Linked DNA regions of Mus musculus: all the other regions are linked to region 3. A link is a loop called in an ENCODE intact Hi-C map of the cell type or tissue named here. Cell type or tissue: heart. All regions are shown on one strand.

The links. Peaks named below come from ENCODE experiments on the same cell type or tissue, not always from the same donor. Only the 100,000 strongest peaks of a DNase experiment are listed, where the experiment ranks them.
Region 1: a loop joins it to region 3, with 4 times the contacts of the local background. A loop is called at or near these places in 4 of 42 quality-filtered maps.
Region 2: it touches region 3 in a loop (11-fold over the local background); 7 of 42 quality-filtered maps call a loop at or near these places.

What each region holds. Positions count from the first base shown.
Region 1 is chr8:10,383,780-10,391,779 of GRCm38, forward strand. It overlaps Myo16 (myosin XVI), which reads left to right. Exons shown (of 35, transcript NM_001319151.1): 10 at 809-959; 11 at 6,350-6,460. Among named protein-coding and RNA genes, the nearest start is that of Gm51561, 42 kb to the right of the region's middle. In heart, no CTCF peak of the experiment used is centred here; a DNase peak (open chromatin) is centred at 3,582.
Region 2 is chr8:10,037,052-10,045,051 of GRCm38, forward strand. No RefSeq gene overlaps it. Among named protein-coding and RNA genes, the nearest start is that of Tnfsf13b, 34 kb to the left of the region's middle. In heart, a CTCF peak has its summit at 7,032 (motif pointing right); a DNase peak (open chromatin) is centred at 3,970; H3K27me3 peaks cover 353 bases.
Region 3 is chr8:9,972,910-9,980,909 of GRCm38, forward strand. Lig4 (ligase IV, DNA, ATP-dependent) reads right to left here and starts at 3,402. Exons shown (of 2, transcript NM_176953.4): 1 at 3,122-3,402; 2 at 1-898. The coding sequence starts at 869. Abhd13 (abhydrolase domain containing 13) reads left to right here and starts at 4,808. Exons shown (of 2, transcript NM_001081119.1): 1 at 4,808-5,110. In heart, a CTCF peak has its summit at 3,620; DNase peaks (open chromatin) are centred at 3,582 and 4,832; H3K4me3 peaks cover 3,780 bases; H3K27ac peaks cover 2,107 bases.

The sequences.
Region 1 (8,000 bases), 410 kb after region 3:
CAAGAGAGCATGGTACTATACAACAAATCAATTTTACTGCATATGAGACAGATAAACTTAAAACTCAACAGAATGAGTTCACTCAGCTCTAACCAGAGTTATCCCTGCTCCTATACATCAGATGACACAACTGTTTGCGTGCATCCACTTGACAAAATGGGCGTGCATTTCTGCTTGAGTGCTAACATTAAAGGAGATTGTTCTTAAACTTTGTTGTAAAGCATCATGTTGCAAATTCAGTAATTATTTGGTGGTGAATATTATGAACTCAGGGCTTGCAGTGGCTTTTGTTTATATAACCCTCTTTGCCTTGTTTGAATTATTTGAAAGTTACAAGCATTTTTCTGTTTGTAATATGGCAATTCTTAACACTTAACTTTTTTATTCTAACATGCAATACAAACTCAAAATATTGCCTATGGCTCTGTACATTAAATCTTATACCCATTGTATTTTAATTATGAGTATAACTTGTTTCATTTGTTTACAAATCCCTTTTCACATTTAAATTCAGCGCCTAGTGCAGTTGTGCACTTCAAACAGCTTTTAAATTACCTATTGATCTTTCTATTACAGTTGAATGTATCCTGGTAAACATTTTCTTTTGGAGTTAAAATGAATGCTTTTTTTTTTCAGAAGTAAATCTAAATGATAGGTGGGCTGAAGAGAAAACTTTACATTTCCTGCAGCTTACAGGACATGTTTTTATCTGAGTAAACATACCTTCTGTAGCCCAGGCTCCCGTAGCTTTTGATAGAAACAGCAATGTTAGAAGAAAACTAATTTTGGTATTGATTGTTTCTTGTAGAAGTCCCCTGGTGCTACCAATCGCCAAGCAGGACAGCTTACTGGAAAAAGACATTATGTTCAAAGACACAACGAAAGGTCTGTGCAAGCAGGAGTCCCAGGATGGCCCTCCTGAGACCAGCATGACAAGCAACTGCGGCAAGCCAGAGCAGGTAACTTCGCAGGGTCACAGGGAAAACCTACAGCATTCAAAGCTGACCTGTCTTTTATTCAAAGACAAAATAAAAGTGCATAGGCTAGAGTCTGTTTAAAATTCCTGTCAATGTGGCAATTCTACTGTAGGTCATTAATAAATACAATTGCTATTTAATTTTAGAGAAGTTTTAATTTTACAGTATATTTTTAGGTGTCTTTGATCATTAAGTAGTATTTTTTTCTCTTTTTCTGTTTCTTCCAATTCTCCAAATACATATACATTGGTCAAAGATGCACTGAGAGGCATTTCTTTTTAAAAGAAGCTATGGTGTGTGTGTGTGTGTGTGTGTGTGTGTGTGTGTGTGTGTGTGTGTGTGTGTGTGTGATCACTTAAGACTCAATGCCTGATTTAGGGGCGATTGCTTTGCTGTTTTGGACGGTTATGAGTTTAAGTTTTCTCCTTTCTGTGACAGAAGTAAATGATTTTCTGTGCCTGGTGCTTTGTGAACGACAGAGCTATGCTCACCTATGTTCAAACATGTTCTTTAAAACTAAGAAGGCTTTGCAGCCTCCCAGCATCCGGCAGGACCTTCCTTGTGGGTGGTTTCTGTGTTCTTACTGTCATCTCTTAGGTATCCTTGATATAAGAACACCATGATCATTTTCTGTTCCTTCCTTTTTGGAGGATATGGTGGGGATTTTAGATTGCTGACCTGTAACACTTACTAAACCCATTAAGATTTTCCCTGCAAGCCAGATCACAGATGCTTCAGGCAATCAGCCACTGGACGGTTCTTCATAGAAGAAGCCAAGCTATAGATGGCTGGGTCATGCAGTCACATTCCATACAAAAGCCATGGAAAAGACTTTTCAACGCAACAAAGTACAAAGTACCAGTTTAGAAATAAGTATGTAATGTAGAAAATTTTGAAAATTAAAACAAAACCACTTAGTACCTCTTCCTCTGGATTTTTGTAAAATGTAGCTTTAGCAAAGGGTAACTCCACAGATGGGTAGTTAGTGACTATCTCTGGTTGCATCGATCCTCTGCAAAAGGCATAGAAAAACTGGCTTGTGCAGAATCTCTGTAAGGCACCCATGCCTTCTAAAGCTGCCTAGAATCGAGCATCAGAACTCTCTTCTGTTGACTGTGAAATCTTTATAACTACAAGGAGCTGCCCGCCCTGAAGGTCTCCGGTGCTACGTGAGTCACTGTTTTAGTGTAAGCCAGCCAACGAGCACATTGTTTCACCTGCTATTCTAGAACATTTTCCTCAACCCAGTGCAAATGTGTGGCTAGGGGCAAGAACCTGGACACTTCCAGCTGGATGCCGAGAACTGCTCCTGTGGGCTCTCTGTCAATACCGGCCATGCTTTCTCTACTTGCAGTACAAACTGACTTGAACATCCTAGCCTTGTCCCTGAGTAAAATAGGTCTTCTCTCTCTCTCTCTCTCTCTCTCTCTCTCTCTCTCTCTCTCTCTCTCTCTCTCTCTTTCTCGTTTTTAGAGTTAAAAATGCATACTAACTTGCAGAAAGTTTGGGCTTTAATTTTGAATGTTCCACATTCTTACAATCATATGTACTATATAATATATCATATCATATATGTCTATTAATCTGTCTTTATACATATATATATATACCCATACCTACATTCTTATTATGAATATCTATACCATACATGAGATTGTATTTGTGGGCAGTAGTAGGATGCTCACAAAGACTTTAAAATAAGATCCTGATGATGATAGAGGTGGGAGAAATGGGTCCTGGGTTCTGTTCCCAGCATCCACATCAAGTGGCTCACAACCATCTGTAACTTTGCACACCCTCTTTGACCTCTATAGGTGCTTGCACATATAAGTTTCATTTGCTATCTCTCCATATAAGGACTTCTGCTAGGATCTCTTTTCTTTCTAGAAAATATATACTGTTTCATCTTTATTTTTTATAGATTCCTGTTACACAAAACAGTTCACTGATACAAGAAAACCTTCAACAAATCTAACTTAATCCTCAGAAAGACATAACATCCATAGTAGCAATGAGTTACTGAGCACAGCAGTCCTCCCTTGTCTTTTGGTCCTAGTGAGGGTTTCTATTGACATGATAACAAACACCATGACCAACTACGACTACACTTCCATCTTTGTCTTAGTCCATCATTGAAGGGAGTCAGGGCAAGAACTCAAACAGGACAGGAACCTGATTCTTCAGGACTCCTGAAGGCAGGAGCTGATATAGTAGCCATTGAGGGGTGCTGCTTACTAGCTTGCTCCCTCTGGTTTACTCAGTCTGCTTTTTCATAGAACCTAGGACCATCAGCCCAGGGATGGCCCCACCCACAATGGACTGGCTTCCCCCATCTATCACTATTTAAGAAAATGCCTTACCACCCGTTCTTATTGAGGAATTTTCTTAGTTGCAGTTCCCTCCTCTCTGGTGACTCTAGCTCGTGTCAAGTTGACAAAGAATTAGGTAGCATAGTGAGTATGTCCAGCTCTATTTCCTCTCCTGACTCCCTTTGTGAACCTCCTGCATTGGGCAATTGCTAAGTGGCCTTGGCACCTCTGCCTGTTACCTTTACCAACTGCTGAAAGGACACTGTCACAAAGTAAAGCCAATCTTCTCTTCCAGCCACTTAACACCCTGGGCACCCTTCCATCACCCTTGGAACTGAGCAGCCATTCCTAGCCTCTTCAGTTTCATGCCTTCTACATACCTGCTACCCTTTGATTCTACCCACAGCCACACCAGTCCTCAAGGGCTTCCCACACACCATCCTGGTTCTTCTCCTTCATCCTAAGAGACTTGTCCTTCCAAATGATTCCCACTTTCAACCTGAGCACAGCCCACAGACAAGGGCAGCCTAGATCACCACAGAGCAAACTTTTTCAGACATCTGCTTACTTCTGTGCATTTTCTACACTTGTAATTTATTATTTATGTACTTGCTGGCCCCTCCAGCAGACTGAGAACACAGAGAGATGAAAGATAACATCTCCTTTTATCCTCTTTTTCTGTCTTTGCATCAAGCTACTGGCATAAAGCCTGTCAGAGAGTAGAAACGCTAGGAACACTGCGAACTTGTGAATGTGGTCCTGGAGCTGCTTATCGCACGCTGCCCTCTCTTCTCTGACTGTTACACAGTGGTAATTAGGCCAACTTACTCTGGCTTACTCTGGTAGTCAGTCTTCACTGTCAGCTCAATGGGATTTGAAACCTCTGGGGATGCCTGTGAGGGTTTTTCCAGAGAATTGTAATTGAAGAGAGAGGATCCCCCATAAGTGGGTGGTTTCATCCAACTGGATAAAAGTTGTTGAGCGAGAAGGTAGACAGCTGAGCTCTGCCTTCTCCCCTCTCCTGGTTGACACCTTGACGCAGTAGACCAAGCTGCCCTCACGGCCACAGCTTCCTTTCCAGCAATGATTCTGTTTTTCTGCCTTCTAAGGCCAAATACTTCTTTTAAGCCATTGTTCATTGGTGTTTGGTTGTAAGGACCAGAAAATAAAGAGTCACCAACCACGTGGCTATAGAAAAACCAGCTTTCCCCATTATCAGCCTGAAATCCTGTTGAGTAGTGAATCAGATTACTCTACCTGCAGCTTCTGCTGTATGGGGCTGGTCACTCTGACCTGCCTTTGGCAAGCATCTGCTGCATCTACTAGGGAGGTACCTTCTACTCCCCATGTTTCCTCTTAGAGTCCTTTCCTCTGATGTCCCCTCTCTCTTCTTTAATTATCAACCCTGACAAGTATTCAGATTGAGCCCGTCTCTGTTCAGTCTGTGGACCCTGTTCCTACTCTTCCTACTTAGCCCTCAACTCCCTCAAGCATTTCACTGACAGTGTCTTTATTTAGCAAGGGGCTATCCACTAATGTCCACACTTCCCCACCCCCTCCTCCCTCCAGGATGTCCCTCAGGGAAGTTGACAGTGTGGCCATTGCCACAGAGCTCTTTTGAGCTGCGTAACTAAGCACACCAGAGTTCCATGCTCAGCTGCAGAGCTGACAGTGGACCAAGTTCTTCCCATGAGTCGAGTGTGAGTCTTAGGGTCAGGTGGCTGGTTGTTGGAAATTTTGAGATCAGAAATATTGTGCCATTTGGTTTTTCAGTGAGTAACTATGCTTCCCCTGGGATACTGTGTTCTCATGTCGAGAAATGGATCAGTGTCCGATGCCCAGGAACTCCTAGCCATGGCGTCTTCTAAGTGGGTTATGCAGCACTGTGCCCTCCTGACCTTGAGATACTGAAGGCAGAGCCTCCACCTCCGCTGCTAGTGTACTTGGGCAACGTGCAGCCTGAGAGACAGAGCATGTCTTATGATGCATTCACCAGCTCTGGGGAACACATTCTTAAGTCTAGTGTTTTAAGATGTGTTATGATTTCACTCTGCAGATAACTCCCACCAGATAAACAGTGATGATTATATTTAAATTATTCAGCAAAAGAACACAGGATAAATAATACGTGTGCAATGTAGATATGAAATTCAAGGAGAACACAGGCTATGTCAGAAACAGAGACCACAAGCAAACTTGCTTAGGTTTCCTGTGTGTCCTGGGCTCTCAGGACCCTACACAGATTCTTCTATTTCTCAGCCAAGGCTGCTCTGTACTATCTGTCAAGCATCTGCTACTAGAGCACGCTCTGGGCCCGGTGGATTAAGCATTGTGCATTTCTCACTTGGAGACTGCTGGTTTCCATCTAATTAAAAGACCACAACCATCTGGATTTATTTGAAATACTTATCTTGAAATAATCTATTTGAAGTAGTTATTGAAATATTGCTTGGTTTTAAAGGGATGAGTGTGATTATTTTTTTCCCTTCTGCCAGTTACCTAATCTCACAGACACCTTAATCTTAAAATCGATGTAAAACAGAATAAAAATCACAAGCCCCAAATCTGGGGTCTATCCTGAAAACCTGACCCTGTCCCCTCAGAAGGCAGAACCTGAACCCCTTGCCTTTCTATGCCCAAAACAGTCTCAAAGGCTTAGCTCTGGGAGCTAACAAATACTTGAATGTAACTTGATCCCTTCAAAGATTAGGGACACACAGATCTGACTTAAAATTTGGAGATAAGAAAGGTCAGTCAACATGATGGTGGTCTTCAAGGCATAAGGAACTTGGCACAAGGTGATGTGTGTGTGTGTGTGTGTGTGTGTGTGTGAGAGAGAGAGAGAGAGAGAGAAAGAGAGAGACTTGTAGTTATGGAACGTGGAACACAGACCCTGATCTGAATGGTCCTCTCTTCCTCAAACCATCTCCCCTTTTAACATTGGTTTCATATCCACGTGGTCTCAGAACTTTGAGAAGTTCCTGAAGTCGGAACATGCACCTGTGAAGAGCTGATCAGAAAGTGACCACAGTTGATGAGACTGGCCTTTGTCCCACCCCACAGGTCCAGGTCATGCCTCCAGCTCCCAGCGATGACCTAGCCACACTCAGTGAGCTTAATGACAGCAGCCTGCTGTATGAAATTCAGAAGCGCTTTGGAAATGACCAGATACACGTGAGTACCACAGGGCTGCCATGCACCCTGGGTCCCCACTGTGGACCACAAAGGCTGCAAGTGATGGATCCCTAGAAGCTTCTGGCCGTGGCGATGGCTGAGGTTGAGCTTCACAGAGTTCAGTCTCTTCTTGGGAACATTCTTAGTCATATTTAGCAAAATCCCAAATTCAGAATGAAGTGTAAGCTAGTAAGGACTCTGCAGATAGACAAGGGCTCGCAATGATGTGTTGGGTCTCAGGAACCTGGGACAAATGGCTAGTTGAGGTGCCCATTAACAAACCAAAGCAGATGCTGGCCAGCTTTCCCAGCATGCCTCAGTACCTCCAGCTCCCTCCCAGCACTCTTTACCCTGCCCCCTCCTCCTCTCACTCCCAGGGTGCTGCATTTCCCTTCCCTTCCCTTAGCCTGATCCCAACACAATCCAGCCATTGTGGGTACTCTGATGTCTTGGCCTCTTGGCCCTAGCTGCTCCTTTTGGTTAGGGGCTCCTGTCTTGCTTTCCCTCTCTCCCCTCCTCTCATGGCCTGGTTTAGTCTCCCAGACATGTTCAGTCTGGGCTTTTCCCTCCACCTGCTTTCCCCTTATACCCACAGTAAGTCCTGTCTGTACGTTAAGAAGAGTCGTGTCCTCCTCCTCCTCTGACTGCATTTTCACACTCGTTGTGCCTTTTCTGTTGTCCTGACTGAGTGGAGAGATCTTTCCAGAACCGGCAAGATCTGTAGATCAGCTGCTTATAAATCTCAGTCTGCCTCAAGACACCAATGGCTCCATACTAAGTACTTAGTACTTAGAACTTAGTACTTAGTACTTAATAGTGTCTCTCTGGGCACTAACCTAACTGTGTGTGTACGATTTCTGCAGAGATGCAGAAAATGCCATTTAGATGGAGAATGAGTTAAGATTGTCCTAACCCTTTCCTGTATGTTAGCTTTCTAATGCCAGTAACAATGTAGACAGCCTGTAGTCTCAAAATCCATCTCTGCCCACCCCCACCCCCTACCCCCGGCCTCCCTCTGCCCCCTCCCATGTGCTCATTGATTTTGTTCTGTCCCATACAGAGCCCAGGACAATTCAGTCCAAGTGCCTGTGGAGATTTCCGATTATGCCCGAATCTGTCACATTCTCTGATAACACCCATTTAGTCCTAATCTACGGAGGAGAATCTGATTAAGTCATTTTCATGTAAATGTGAAGACTAAGATTTCTCAGCAAGTAATGAGTTGTCAGGTCCTGATTAACCCACAAGCTGCAGCCCAGCTTCTCAAGGCTTCAATAAACTGCCTGCCACCACAAATATATTTAAAATTAAGCACGCGCATCACAATTGTTGGAACTTTGCCACTGGCATAAGTGGTTAAGCCTGGCTGCTTTGGTTTCTATTATCTGTCTCCCTGGTGCTTTCGTGACCTGTTTCTGGTTTTTTTTTCTTTTCTTTTCTTTTCTTTTGTTTCTTTTCTTTGTCTTTCATTCTTTTCTTTTTTCTTTCTTTCTTTCTTTTTTTAAATCTTGTTTTATTTTCATACTACCCAGGACTATAA
Region 2 (8,000 bases), 64 kb after region 3:
TTGAGAAGGGCCTGTTCATTTCATTGGCCCATTTATTTATTGAATTGTTTGGTTTATCAGCACTTATGCATTTATTTTGTTTGAGTTCTTATAGTGTATTCTAAGTGTGACGCCTTTAACTACTAGGGATATTGACACATGAATTCTTACATATTGTGGGTATAAACCTCTGTCAGATATTTAGTTAGCACTTTTTTCTCCTATTCTGTAGGCTGTCCATTCACTAGATACATTGATTTCATTGCCATGAAGAAATCTTTTAATTTCACATAATCCCATTTTCAGCTGATGGGCTATTTCCTGAGCAACCAGAGTGCTGTTCAGAAAGTGCTTGCCTGTGCTGGTATTTTGAGGTGTTTCTTCCAATTTTCCTCTATCAGCTTGAATTTTAGGTCTCAACATAATAAAGATTGTACTTAATAAGCCTACGGTTAACATCAAGCTAAATGGGAAAAAAAACTAAAAGCATTTCCACTAAAATCAGGGTTAAAAAAGTAGGCCCACTTCATCCACACCTATTTAATATTGTACTTGAATTCTAAACCAGAACAGCGAATAAAGGGGATTCAAATAGGAAAGGAAAAAGTCGGAGTACACCTGTTTGCAGATGGCATACTTCTCTACACAAAGCCTTAAATATTCAATCATGTCTGGAGCTCATGCATTCCTTCAGGAAAGGGGCAGGAAACAGAATTATCAGACAAAAACTCAGTAGACTTCCTGTAGACCAATGGCAAACACACTGAGAACAACAACAACATCAGAAAAACAATCCTATTCTCAACTGCCAACAGAACAAAAAAACAAAAACAAAAAGAACAAGAACAATCAAAGCCCAAGAATATGCCCAGCCAAGCAGAGGACAGCTCTGCAAGAACACCTGTGAAACACTGTAGAAACAGAGACAGGAGAAGATTCCCCCAGTTATGGGTTGAATGAACTGGTGTTGAGAAATGGTTAGCCCACTCAAAGCAGTCTACAGATATGATGCCAACCCATTCAGATGCCAATGTTTTCTTAAATTCATTTTATGTCTGAGCATTCCTTAGTCTCTTATTTCCCTCACCTTGGCCAGAATGGGCCTCTAAGCTAATCACCATTCACTGCAGATAGAGGCTTCTCTGGCAAGGGCCTAGAGAAGTGCCTTAATCTATGAATGCCACGACAAGTCATTGGGAGTGGGTCTAATTCCTAATGACATCCATGGAGCAGAGTAACAGTTATAGGTTCCCTCCTAGAGCCTTTGATCCTTCTAGCTACAGGTTCATAGACAATGCGCTTACTCACAGAAATAAAGTAAAACATAAATCAGATGGAAACACAAATGACCCTAGATAAACAAACCAAGCCAGATCGAAATGAACCATGATATCAGATGGTATTCGATGGAACAAAAAGATACAAATCCACAATAATAGCATCTTAATTTTTTTACAAAGGTTCCAAAGTATACATAGGAAGAAAATAGCCTCTTAATTAGAACTAGATATCCACATATAAAAGAATGAACCAGATATCTGTTGTCCACCTTATACAGCAAATCCATTAAATGGATCAAAGACCTCAATATAAAAGTTGAAACCTTTAAAATCTAAAATGGTTTAAAGTAAAAAAAAAAAAAAATTAACACAAGGCTGTCAGAGGTGAAAATTTCCACATGTGACAATGTATAAATCCACCCACATGGAATGTGTGTGCACAGGGCACATGGATACAAACACACCTTGTTAAATGGTGGGAGTAGGGAATCCTCTCTCTTATCCCTTCTTCCTCTCCTCCATGAAGGCTTTTTGTTGTAGAGAAAAAATTATTTGTTTTTGTTCTAATTCTAGTTTCTTATTAAATAACCTATAACAGGGGTTCTCAAATTTCAATACCACCATAGCTTATCATTTTTTGGAAAACTTAATGAGTATGTACAAGTTATTGGAATAATGCCTTGCATGCTGTATACATAATCAAAATGACAGCATGCCCATATCTATACTCATGAACACAGAAAAAAATTAAACTATAATGCCAAAGAAAAAGAAATGAATTGTCTGGTTTTATGTTAGTAAGACATCTGGAAGTAAAATTTACAGAAATTAGAAGCTTATGGTTTGAATGTGAGCTGATCCCTCCCAAGACCCTGTGTCTGGATACTTGGTCTCAACTGGTAGTGCTCTTTGGGGAAATTGTGAGATCACTAAGGTAGAGTTTAGTTATAGGAAGTGGGTCATGGTGTCTGGTCCTACACTGATTCTGGCCTGAATATCCTCTGCTGAAATTTGAGGATCTGTAGTCACTCTAGCTTCTAAGAACTCTTCCACATGTCAGTTATGGACTGTGCCCTCTCAAACATGAGTCTAAATGTGTTCTTGCTCCCTCCCCTAATAGCTCCTGTCAGGGATTCAGTTATAGATACCAAAAAAGTAAGAAATAAATATATTGTCCTTAGGCACCCTGAGTAAGAAAGGGGTCTGGGGAGAAGGAGGGAAATATGGGGGTAGAAAGAAGGAAGTTATAATGGGGAGAGCAGGAAATGTTGGAGGTAGAAAGAAGGAAGGAATGATGGGGGAGAAGACAATGATGGGAATGAAGGAGGGAAATCATGGGGAGGAGAGAAGGAGAAGGAGAAGGAAGGAATGATGGGGAGAAGGAGAGAATAATGGGAGAAGGAGGGAATGATGGGAGGAGGGAGCAATGGGAGAAAGGAAGGAACTGAAGTATCCTTATGGTTCCAAATAAATGTACAACTATTCACCTGAAGGCACTTCACTTCTTGTGATTGTCCAGATGTGTCAAAAATGTCATGTGTAGGTCAAAGGTTGCTTGGCATTTAACATAGTCTAAGAGAAAGGATCCAGGATCTTGGTATTATGAGACAGCACAAGTAGGTTCTGTATATCAGGGGCTGGATGGGGACCAAGCATCCAGATAAAGGGTCTTCTGGAGACTAAAGAATGTGTATATTGGATCACCATGTGAGTATGGACAGGCCCTGGGTGACTGTGTGTAACCCTTCTCCAGTCTTTTCTGCAGATAAGAGGAATCCCTTGAGTCTTCCTGTGGACTCTCCCTAGGGAGGGAGTCTGTGTTGGGGCCCAGCTCACCAGTGGAGTGGGGGACACACTCAGTGTGAGCAACGCAGCAGAGAGGGTGGGAAAGTCAGCTCATCCACATAAATTTCTCATTTCCAATAAAGTTATTGCACAACGTGTTCAGTGTGACTCCTGGAAATTAAAGAGAAGTGGATCGGTTTTTTTGCCAAGTATGAGCCGCAAACTTAAGAGGGCTTCCAGACCCACTTCCAAATGTCACAGCAAAAACAAACAAAGCATTTCTAAAATGAAGTACCATCAATCAAGGAATCTGTTTGGCCAGTCACAGAAGTCAAGGGTGAGAGTGGAGACCCATAGAAGTCAATCTGTTCACACAGCAAGGGAAACCCTTATCTTCTGGTGGGAACTCAATCATGATTGGCATCTTTGGAGTTTCATCTCGCCACATCCCAGATCCTGCTGTGTCTATGTGCTTCTTACTATATATATATATATATATATATATATATATATATATATATATAGTGTGTGTGTGTGTATGCACATGTGAGTGTATTGAACATGTATGTGCATGTGTGTGTACATGTTGAGTGTACACAGTGGAGTCACAGACACCTCAGAAAAATCTCAAATGTGTAACTTGTCTTGATGATTGGAAAGACATTTGCTAACCCTACATTTCTTCTGAGAAAGTGGATGGTCCAGCCAGAAACAGAGTTGAGACTGAGGCCAGAGAGGAGGCAAACCAGGTGAGAGGTCCCTTGGCAGTGGTGGAAGCTGCTGAAGATCAAACCCAGGCTCTCCCTCATGCTAAGGGAGTGTTCTGAACAGTCCCAGCCCCAGATGCCAGACAGGCAGAAATGTGAAATCACGTAACAAGTACATGTTTGGATTCTGTGTCCCAAGTTTAAGGTCAGCTTCCCTATCATATTACAGCCATTCCTTATCAAGAGGCAGCCATGGCTTCCTTTCATATTATTAGAAATGGAAGGGCTTCAGCTCGGATGCAGAGTTTTATCTAGTACTCAGACTTGTCTAAGAGATAATTATGTGCCAGTGAAAAACTTGTAAATGTCCAGTGACAGAGTAGAGAGTGCCTGGAAAGCCAGTGTGTGGAGAGAGAGGAGGACCTTGGGCTACCACTTGTGCTGGCGTTACTTTCATGTTGCTGTGGTGAAATACAAGAGAAAAACAAGACAGGTCAAGTTTATTCTGGGGACAGCTTCAGAGAACTTTCATCCCACATGGCAGGGGAGGTAGGGTGGCAGAAACTTCAGAAGGGCACATCCCTTTCTAGTGTGTACAAGCAAAGACTTTAACTGGAATCGGGCTCTTGGTTTCAGAGGGATTTGCGTTTATCATGGCGAGCAGGACAGGTAGGTTCCACTCCTTACTGATGTGCGGTCCAGCAGGAGCAAAGAACTGGTCTCATCCGGAATCATCAAAGGCTCTGCTGACTTCTGCTGACCCTGCAGGCCCCACTTAGTGATTCCACAGCTTTCAAAAATGGCACTGGAAGCTGGGAATTTAGCATTCCAAATATGAGTTTGGTAGGGCACATTTCAGACTCAGATCACAGTCTTCTGTCTCTTGCCCCTGAAGGCTCATGATTGTCTAATAATGAGAAGTTCCACTAATCCAAATCTGAGAGTTCCCACTATATTAATAAAAACTCCAGCTCACCCAAATATCCAATGTTCAAAGTCTCTACTGAGTCTCAAGACAATACCTGAGCTACTTGGCTTCATAAAATGATCTTCTAGTATACGGTAGCACTGAGCAGCATTCCCAAAGGGAGGGATTGGAGGAAGCAAGGAAATATTGGACCAAACAAAGTCAAAACAGGACAAATGTTAAATCTTGTAGCCCTGGGCGTGGTTCTGTGGCACAAGTTACCACAATGCGATCCACCACAGGCTTGAGGAGCCTTGCTTTGTTCAGCACACCATGCCTTGGGCTAGCTCCACATGGTATCTGCAGCTTTCCATGGCAGGTATTCCAGTTCTCAACATCCTCCTATCCATATTGCAAACATAGATTTTATGCAAAGCCCCATGCATATGCTGCAAGGGACCCCTGATATGCAGACTCCACTTGTGCTCCATCCACACTGGCCTTTATCTTGACCCAGTACTTCTATGGTGTCAGCACACAGAAAATGCCAGCCTCTGCAGCCACCCCAAGATGTGACTGGTCCCTTGGACCATGGCTGTACCGGTCTCTGAGTACCTTGTGTATCTTCTGTTTAATGGTGCTGATCTTTTTGCCAGTTAAAGCCATTTTATCTGCATCTGCTTTGTCCACAATGACACTCTCCTTTCACACTGTACATTTTCAATTCTTTCTTTCTTTCTTTCTTTCTTTCTTTCTTTCTTTCTTTCTTTCTTTCTTTCTTTCTTTCTTTCTTTCTTCCTTCCTTCCTTCCTTCCTTCCTTCCTTCCTTCCTTCCTTCCTTCCTTCCTTTCTTTCTTTCTTTCTTTCTTTCTTTCTTTCTTTCTTTCTTTCTTTTCTCTTGGTTTTTCGAGACAGGGTTTCTCTGTGTAGCCCTGGTTGTCCTGGAACTCACTTTGTAGACCAGGCTGGCCTCGAACTCAGAAATCCGCCTGCCTCTGCTTCCCGAGTGCTGGGATTAAAGGCGTGCGCTCAAATCTTTTTCTGATCTTTAGTCCTGAATCTTGGTGTCAGTTTGGCTTAAAGCTCTGGGAAATGACAATGCTGAAGCCCACATGCTATGCTGTGTCAAAACTTCCGCTACAAAACAATTCCATAGAGTTCACACTCACTCAACTTTGAGGACACAGGGGAAAATGTAGCTTGGTTCTTTGCACAAATGTGACATACACAGTCTAGAGTCCAGTCTTCAATAGAGTTCGGTTCCCACCGAAACCTCACGGGTGCTGTCTTTGTGGCCCACCATTCTTCAGGCATTCTGGGATTCCAGACTCCCAGCAGCATCCCCCCACTAAGTGAAGACTAGTGTATCTAGGACATCTGTAGTCCTCAGTTCCAATCTCTTTCAAATCCCTCCTAAAAATCATCTCCCAGGGTTCAAACCTCTCTTGGTCCGGCTTCATTTATCAATAACCTCAATTTTCTGATATTAATCGTCTATATTAGTTACTTGTGTTATCATTGTGGCAAGATGTATGACCGAGGTTTCATCTTGACTCCTGGTTGAGGAGAAAGCTCAGCCCATCCTGCTAACGGTGTTGCAGGAGGAGACTGAGAAAGGCGACTGGTGCTCACATAGCACAGGTCTGGGAGCAGAGAGCCTGGCCACAGCCATGACATGTAGCCTGTAAACATTTCCCTAGTGATCTAGTCCAGTCAGCCATGTTGAACTTCCTGTAGTCCCTATAATATAGTTCAAAATAGTATTGCAAGCTGTGGCCAGTGTTCAAAACATGAGACTAAAGGCACTTTATACTCTCATCACAGTACTCATGTCCAAATAAAGCCATCAAAAGAGAAGATGGGCGGAGAGAGGAGAGAGGAAGGGAGTAAGATACAGCGTTTTCAGTATTTAAAGAGTGGAATAGGATTGAATGTACAGGAGCAGGAGAAGGCAGACCTTTTGGATTTTTCTTCTTTTGTTTTTAGACTGTTTTTTGGGATATGATAGAAATCCCATTACATTTGGTACATCTTAATTTTATATGTAATTTTAATATAGATACAGTGTTACTCGTAGTGTCATATAATTGCTTTAGAATATTCAGGACTTGAGCGTACAGGGCAGGCATGATTGGGGAGGAAGATGGCAACGATACTTCTGTTTTTCCCCAGTTTTTGCAGCTTGACAATGTTAGGGAGGGATGGTCAGATGTTTTGTTGAGTGGGTGAGGTGAATCGGGTATTTTTTTTCTTTTCCTCTGTGTGTGTATGCGTGAATGTGTGTATGCACGTGCATGCCTGTATGTGTGTGTAATTAGTGTAGCCATGTCATACAAGTGCCTTCCTTTGTCCTGTTGCTCACACATGCAACCACTAGAGGGAAGCACGCGAACATCTAATGAAAACGTCTGCTTTATTAACTACAATTAAGCAAATGGTAAAAATTGTAAGACTACGAAAAGGAACAATAAGCTACCCAACATACGCCATGAATGTTCCTTAAGGTATATTCCCCGGGCACTGTAAAACCGAGATGTCGCCACATCTTCTACTGTCCATCTTTGCATGAAGTTCTATTGTATCAAACCACTTACAACGACAAGACCTTGCACAACCATAGCCCCCAGTGCAAAAGGAGTCTAGCTAAAGCTTCCAGAAATAAAAGCCACTCTGTTTTGCTGAAGAGTCTATAAGGCCAAGAGACTAAACATTGTGAGTGTTGACATTTAACACTGTGTAGACCAGGGCCAAATTATCTTCAGCTATTTCAGTCACACAAAAAAACTCATTGCTCACTCCCATGTCTGACCAAACCTTTTGTGACTACTAAAACATTAAATATTCATTCATTGAAGAGAATGTACTTCCACCAGCAACAAGCTAAGGATATGTCAGACAGCATCTGAAACCTACAGCAGTTCCCCCTCTTTGTAGCTGCTCTGCCACCCGTGGTCCCTGCCTGTATGTGGCATATGCCTTGGTTTATAAATGCCTTGGTTTACGACTTTGTTTGGTAATTAACAGTGGCTTGTGTAGCCACCTCCATAGTAGGTCACATCCTTAGGAATGACCCAAATTAATATTTGCAGCCCACGGTCAGATTGCATACCATAATTAATTCTTTTGTGCTTCCATTAAGGACTGTAAGACCTGTGGTGAGTCCTACGAACTCCATGTCCAATTGAAAGCCCATTTCCCTTGACATTTCAACTTTCGATGTTCTAAAGGCTAGTAAGGTCACCTATCACAGTCTGACCTATAAACAAACCCGTGGGCCTCATGTCCCTCCCATCCACGCTTCCTTGTCATTCCAGGACCCAGGACACCCAGGACAGCACTCCC
Region 3 (8,000 bases):
TACCGGTACAGCGCGCCATCTTTGTGCATCTGCATGCGCTCACCATCAAGCTTAGTTTCGATGTAGAAACTCTGCTGCTTCATGTCCTTCTCCACACGCTCCACGTCTGCTACAGCAGCTAGCATTGGCTTAAAGGCAGAAAACAGAGTGATAGAGATGTCACTAAGCCCTACAGAGGGGTCATGCAGCTGCCTGCAGACCTTTTCCAGATCTGTGGTGACGTTGTGCAACTCAACTGCATCATTGTGGAAAATGGAAAATATTGTTTGCTGACTGATGCCAAGCTTTAAGTCTTTGATAATCATGCGAATCAGCCATTTTTGCTCCAGTGCTGAACTCTGGGTTATTAACTGAAGAAGGCTCTTTTTCACTAGGTCTTTTTTTTTGCCAGAGTTATTGCTGGCAACTAAGTCTAAGAGTTCATTTACCTGCTGTATGGTTAAGCTTCCTTTCTGTAAGCACCTTGGCTTCAAAACAAAGTATGCAATCATGGCAAAGTCCCCAGCATCCGTGCGAGCTCCACTGGGGGTTCGGTAATTGAGGAGCTTCTGGGCATCCTTGCCTTCTCGTGGTAAGTTCAGCAATTCGATGTAGAGCTTAGCGAGCATGGTTTCTTTGATTCCATAAGCCATCCTCTCTCTTTCTAACTGGGGGAGAATGAGTCTCATTGCAGGGTAAAAAGAGTCTGTAACGTCCTTTCTGTTCTTATGAAGGGCATCATGAAATTTTCTCCACGAATCCAAAAACTCCTTGAAGTGCCTGATTTTTTCTGCACGGTCTTTACCTTTCTGTATCCGTTCTAGTGTGGAACATAAGTCTGCAAAGGGGACATGAGCTGCAACAGTTTGTGAAGTTTGTGAGGAAGCCATAGAAGCGACAACAAATCCTCCGGTTTGAACTGATAAAGCAAAAGGAAAAGTAACTTTAAGTGGCAGTGGCAATTTATAAACATTTAAAACAAAGTGCTTATAGAGGTGACTTAGATCATAATAACTCTTAAGTTTACTTAATAACAGGTCAATGCAATAAGTGGATACACAGGTAGCTGCTTTCCTTCTGGTCCTGACCAACACTTCCTCTCAAGTCTCAGCTTCATTTCCTATGCCTATCAACTTATCTTAAATGTTAACATTCAATGGTATTCTAGCTACTGACTATTTAGCACCGAATACAAAAGTATTATTTTTAGTAATGGAAGTCAAATCAGTTGTGGCAAATTTTATTTCTAAGGTTTAAAAGTAAAGTCTGTTTATGTTTCTTGTTTCTTGGGTAATTATACAGCACCTAAGACAAACTAATTGCCATCAACGATTCTAAGAAATCACTTGCTCACTGAACTGGAGTCCTATTTCTTGGGCATTCTGAAATCTGAACCACAGTTGACAAAGACAAACAACAGCTATCCTTCTCTTCCAGCCAAAAGGCTTATGTCTCCATTTACCTCATCCCTTCATTGACAGCTGGGGCAAACCCCTCTGCCATTCAAACCTCAACTGGAAATCAGACCCCAAAACAGCATCATTTTTACCTATTTTTACCATATATATACAAATATTAATTAATTAATTTATTTTTGGTTTTTCAAGACAGGGTTTCTCTGTGTAGCCCTGGCTGTCCTGGAACTCACTCTGTAGACCAGGCTGGCCTCGAACTCAGAAATCTGCCTGCCTCTGCCTCCCAAGTGCTGGGATTAAAGGCACGTGCCACCACTGCCCTAATTTATAATTTTTGTTCATATTTTTCTGCCTGCTATTTCCCAAATATTCAGTGACTACACATGAGCCAGGCAGTATGATAGGGTTGCTTCTGCTTTATGACGACAGCATATACACTGTAAAGAACAAAAGGCACAAAGAGATCAAACTATGCTAACACAGTGCTTTACCAAATATCAAAATCCCAACCCTAGTAATCACTGCCTTTTCGCCAAAGGTTTTGGAAATCAAGGAAATGAATGAACAGGATTTAGAATGTTCCCTAACATATATTAACACAAGTGTGAAGTTTTGCAAAGTTTTAAATATCCCTACATGTTCTACAGGAATGCATGTCAGTTACTTTAATGCAACTTAAACTATATAATAGTCAAACAAGTATTCTAAAAATAATTTCAAGTAAAATGCATGTTCCAGGAAAAACAACTAATGCTTTATTATGTGACTTCAGACAACAGTATCTGGCCAGGCAGTGGAGATTATGAAATTCCTCATACTCTACTTCCCTACTCCACAAAGAAAAGTCTCACATCAAGTGGCAATTTGTGCTCCCAGTGATGAATATCATATAGCTCAAATTTGTTTGTGGAACTAATTATTAAATGCTTTATGGAAAAAGGAGGAGGGGATCAGGGCTGGGCTGGTTAAATAGACATCAAACATAGTTCAGCCTGCTCTGGAAACTATTCACAGCATTAGTAGCTTATAGAGGACAAAACAAACATCACTTCTAAGTCGTATTTTTCACAGAGGAAACACAACTAAATCAGCAGGTCAGATCAAGATAAGCCACCTGGGACTGTATCTTCTGACATCTGTAACTACAATTTTGGTTAACTGCTTCCCTTGTTGAAGCTGGTTTGCATAACTGACTGCACCAGCCACCTGGGTCCTTCAAGTGGGTACATGGTGGTGCATAATACTACAGTTATAATTTCTGTACAACGCATGTAAGATGACGTGTATTAAATACTTTCTGAATGTCCCAATACAAGTGCACTTCTATAGGTATATCTGGAGAATACATATAGTCTCGAACTTTTTCTCAACGAGCTGGAGCAAACGATTCAAGTTGCGTTTATAATAATAGTGTATTGTAGGCAATGGTGTGAATACACGAGCATCTTAAAACAACTATCAACACAGAAAACCAAGAATTCAAATTGCTATCAAACACACACATTTTGTTCAACACCAACTACAGGAGTTAACTATTTGAATTTCTGCTGTTTTATCACTCGGAGGTTTGATATTATGCTTTCCATCCCCAATAAAACAATTAAGTTCGTTGGCAGGCTTCAGGTGCTGAAGTTCAAATGCACTCAAACATTTTAACTCGTGGTAAAGTCGATGACCACAGGCTTTGGAAGGTGCCTCCATACCTGTTGCATTAGTGCTTTGCTTACCTAAGCAGCCCGTGAACCCCAACCCTGCCGAATGAAGGAGCTGGGGGAGCGCGCAGGTCCCAGGTAGCTAGGTGGCAGGGGGCAGGGCAGCGTGCGGATACAACTAAGCATCAGGACACGATTTCTTCACCCGGTGGCTGCCACCTGAAATCAGTCCCCAGCGAGCCGGCTGCACCGTGGAAGGCGGGTGGTGACGCTGGGACAAAGCACGGGAAGGACGCAGCCTCCCTAGGACCAAGAACCTCCCTGCCTCCTCCAACCCGCCACACCACTTGCTTAGCAGAGGTTGCCCCGCCCCACTCCGACCGGAAGCTGCCGCCACAAGAAGCCGGCCGGGCGTTTCCGCCAGCTGCTTGCCGCGCAGGCGCAGTGGGAACAGGCGAGCCTGCCGGCTTTTAAAGGCACAGGCGAGGCAGGGGCGGGCCGGCGCGGCGGCTCAGAGCGCCTGCGCAGCGCGCCTCCACTGTCTCTGCCTGTAGCAAAGGATGTTCGGTCCCTCGCCGCTGGATGTCATCGTTGAGCCGAATTTGAGGAACTTGGAGCCTGGGTTGCTGCCCTGACAGGACTGGCTTCTGAAGACTTCCAGGACAGAAGAGAATCCTCCCACCTAAAAAGTCTAGGGCTCCAGAAAAAGACTTTTGCAAAATTAATTCAGGTTCTGTGTTCTTGGTAGCCTTTTCACTGTGCAGAAATAATACATAATAATAAAAATAATTATGTATTACATAGTAATAAATAATTCATGGCGCAGAAACATACTTACATGGACTAAAGGCTTTTCAATGGTGCTCGGTGATTTGGAATAAAGCTAGCTGATAGTGTTATTGAACACCTTACTGTCACTCAATAACTATACTAGATACTCAAAATAGAAGTATAAACGTACGCTCCACGTCTCAGAAACTCTTACTTTCCACTGGCATTGGTGGCTATGACCTGCCCTACTCCACCAATAAGAGTTCAGAAATTATAGGCAAAGTGTGGGGAACACTTTCTTTGAAGGTGAAACTTTGCAGTCCTGGTGAGACACTAGAGTGTCAATTGCTTTCAGGGGTTGTCTAATGTGTTTACGCTGCATTTCACAAGGCCGACAGTCCAGGGCTAGTTTAAAGTGGGGCCAGATCCTACGGCTCCGTGTGGCCAGTTATTTTCTCTGTAGTTTCCCTTAGTCTCACGATAGTTTCCCTGTGGTGTTGCAAAGCCACACGTTACTGTACAGGAGCATCAGCGGTGCTCGTACAGCTTGTACAACTCTTACACATCCGTGTCTTATTCAACTGCTCCTGCGCTCCGACGTCAGGCACAGGTCGGGCTCTGCTTTACTGATACGAAAGAACCACAAATTATGAGCCGAGAAAAGCTATTAGTTAATTCAAAGCTCTTGCTCTAATGTGCTTTTTAGCTGCATGGTTAATGGAGAACCAAATTTGTTTTATCCTCAGAGTGGGGGGAAAAAAAAGTAAAAAGGAAGGGCATAACTACCTGAAAGTTAGGCATGGTGGAAGAGAAAGTTTAGTGCAGATAAGTGAAAGAGCATAGCCAAGAGCAGGCACATTTGGGAGAGGAGGGGAGAAGAGGAGAGAAGAGAAACTCCTTGTTCTCCGAAATGTGTTCAGGCAGCAGTTGACTGGAAACGCCGAGATGTATCTTGCCCCTACGGGCTACCGTAGCATGAAGGCGGAGCCCAGTGTCCTGCGCATGCGCATAGGGGTGCACAGGTTGGCTTCGCGCTCCCGGGAGGAAGCTGGAGAACAGGTTATGTGGGGGCCGGCGGGGTTATTTGCCAGGGACACCGCGCGCGAGCCGGAAGTGGAGGCTGCGCCAGCTGGGCCCGCCGCGCCGCAGGAGCTCCGGGCTAGACAGTGGCGACGGCGGCCCCTCGGCGGGAGGAAGACGATGAGGAGCGGCGGGGGCGGCGCGGGGCCTCGCTGCAGCGCGGAGCCGGGTTCCGAGCCCGCGGCCGACTGCGCAGCCCGCCCGCGAGCCTGAGTAAGTGCGGCGGGGACGCGGGCGGCCTCCCCGACCTCCTCACCCCGCAGCTCGGATTCGGGAGCCCGTATCTACTCCCAGAACAGTCGGCCAGCAAACCCCGGGCTTGGGTCGGAGGGACTGGGCGCGTTTGTCTGTAACAGGTGCAGACCTGCTAACCTCGCAGCTGCGGGCGACGGGGCCATAAAATCCAGAGAGTTGTCGCACACTTGAAGTCACTGGGCCTCTTTTTTTTTTTAGCCATTGGTGTGAAGCGAGAATGCATCAGGGAGTGTGCTTGGCTGAGCTGGCAACCTAAAGTAAACCTTTAGTTGTGCACTTGTCTACCAGGCAGCAGGAACCAAGTGACACACTGGCTTTAAGTTTGAACGTTGGGTTTTGTTTTGTTTTTTGTCGATCTGCTCTGTCTTTTGGCATGAATTAGTCCTTATGTGTGTGTGTGCTTAGACATGTTCTTCTCTAAAGCACTGTTTTATCTCACTGAGAATTAATGATTGGCAGTGCAGAGTTATGTCACAGCTGTGCTACCAAAGACTTGACTCAGTTGAGCTGGGATTGAGTTGGACTTGCTCTGTACCTTCGGCCTTGCTACGCGTTGAAAGCGTCCGATGGAGTAACATAAGGTCACTGCCATCACGGAACTCCCAGCCTATATAAGCAGGCTCATCACCCCCTTAGTAAATAGTGCCACATGAGTCGGCCCAGGCTACAGGATGGAACTGGTGACACTGGGAACGAGGTCCGAGGAAAGCTTGCTGGAGGACCTGTAGTCTGAGCTGGGTCTCCACAGAAAAATAAAGCTTCACTCTAATAACTTGAGTCACTGCCGTGATTTAACTGGGATTCGCAGTGCTTACTGAGACTTGCTTTGCTGCGATAGATAAGAAAATGCTTGAATTTTGACTCAGAGGTGGCAGCATTTTATCACCACATCCTGGAAATAGGTATTAGAAAGACCGGGCAAGCAGAAGGCTAGCTGACTTGTACATGTACAGCCACAGGTAGCACTTGGCCTGCTGCCTTTCGCCGGAACGTTGGATGCTCTCCCAGACAGTTCAGAAACTCAGGCACTGGGCTGTCAAGTCTTTGTTTCTCTAGTTCGTTCATCCTCCCAAGATTCCAGTTTCTTATAATTGTTGATCTGCCTCAGGAAAACCCGAGGCCCCTAAAACACCCCACTTTAGATCTAGGGCAAGCCCCAGTTCTTGTAATTAGAATGTTTGGTGAGTGGCAGGCTTCCTAATACCTTATTATATATAGTATGTGCCACTTAGTCTTACAAGTCTTAGATCGTAAAGTAATGTGTATTCCTAACATCAGCTTGCTAGAGGTGCAGTGTTTTCCACAGCAAGAGCAACCTACATTCAGAGTGAGCCTAGGAGCTCAAGGCCTCCTATGAAGTCTGCTTAATAAAAGACAATAAATGCCAACTTATGGTAACTTCTAAAACATGGCCTGTTTGCAGTAGCCTATCACTCTACAGTCTTACATGAGTGTTTACGTTTTCCGGCTTGAGTTTCTTTTTGATGTTTACCATTTTCTTACTTACAGATCTTTATGATCACAGAACAAATTGTCATTGACTTCCCTGGTGGCAGTCATTTGTCATCCAAATTTTTGCCTAAGATGACTGCATTTGCACAGCCTTTGGGGTTTCAAGAGGGAAAGCACAGAGATGTTACTAACTTCTACCTGGTGTAGTTTAAAAATGTCCCCTTCACAGGTTCCCATGCACTCTGGACCCTCCAGCCATCTTCTCAGACAGATCCTGTCCATCTGTCCCCTAGGCCTATTAAGACACACTTACTCATTATTGATGGCATGTGGGTACCATCAGGGAGCTGGATAGCTTCTTCCATGGTGTCTCCAGCACACCAAGAGCAGCTAATTTGTGTTTGCATTTCAGCTGTGTGTCTGGCAAAGTGTCAGAACTTCCTCTCCATTGCTTAGCAGCAAAGGAGAAAAGTTGATGTGAGAATGGAGTTCTGTGTTCCATGAAATGTGGTTGGAATGTGTGAATTCCCCGTGGACTGATTAATGAGCATCTTGAGGTTGTCCCCTTGTGATGTGGTTATCAGCAGTGACCTGTGCTCTCTATTACAGTCTTCAGACAACTCAGCTTTGTAATTCACAGAGGGAGTTTTCAGAGATCTCTTGATGTTGGTAGAGTCAGTTAACAAATGCAAACTGTACCTTTTCAACTTTAAAATGGATTAAGTAGAGAGTAATTTTATTTGGGGAATAGTTTTGAACTGTATAAACTTGACTGTGGTAAAGAAATAGATCTGTCAAGTTTCCTATCTAGTTGATACCACATTGACAGTTAAAACCTATGCACTCCTCCATTGAGCTTCAGTTACTCTTTAGGGTGAAATGTTACAGGATAAAGAACCTCACAGGCTTATCTGCTCTAAGTTCCTCTCTGCTGGCCTTGCCTAGTGTGTATTTAGATTATTCTGAATCCTTTATGTTTCTATGAATAATGTGCTAAGTGGTTATAACTAAGTGGTACAGACAGCTACTTAATGGGAAGTAAAGAATCCCAGCCCTGCAGTTAGCCTTGTCCTGTTTTAAAATATTTGCTCAAATTTTCCTTGATATATTTTGTGATGGACAGGTAGTAAAAGTTTGAGTTGTTTTGCTGTATTATGGATGGTTGTGGTCTTTGATTTCCTTACTCTGCCCTGTAATTGCATGAATTTGTGTTAGGCTGGTGTGGTCATAAGTGTACGTCTGCCATGCAAACAGCTCAAAAGTTGTTGGAGGTGTACTCAGCAGATCATGAGCCATACAACAGAGAAACAGTGGCACATTGATCATTGGTCAGCTTACAAATTTTAAGCAGCAGGATTCAGAGTGGCATCATGTGGTGTTGTCCTGGGTCTTTAAG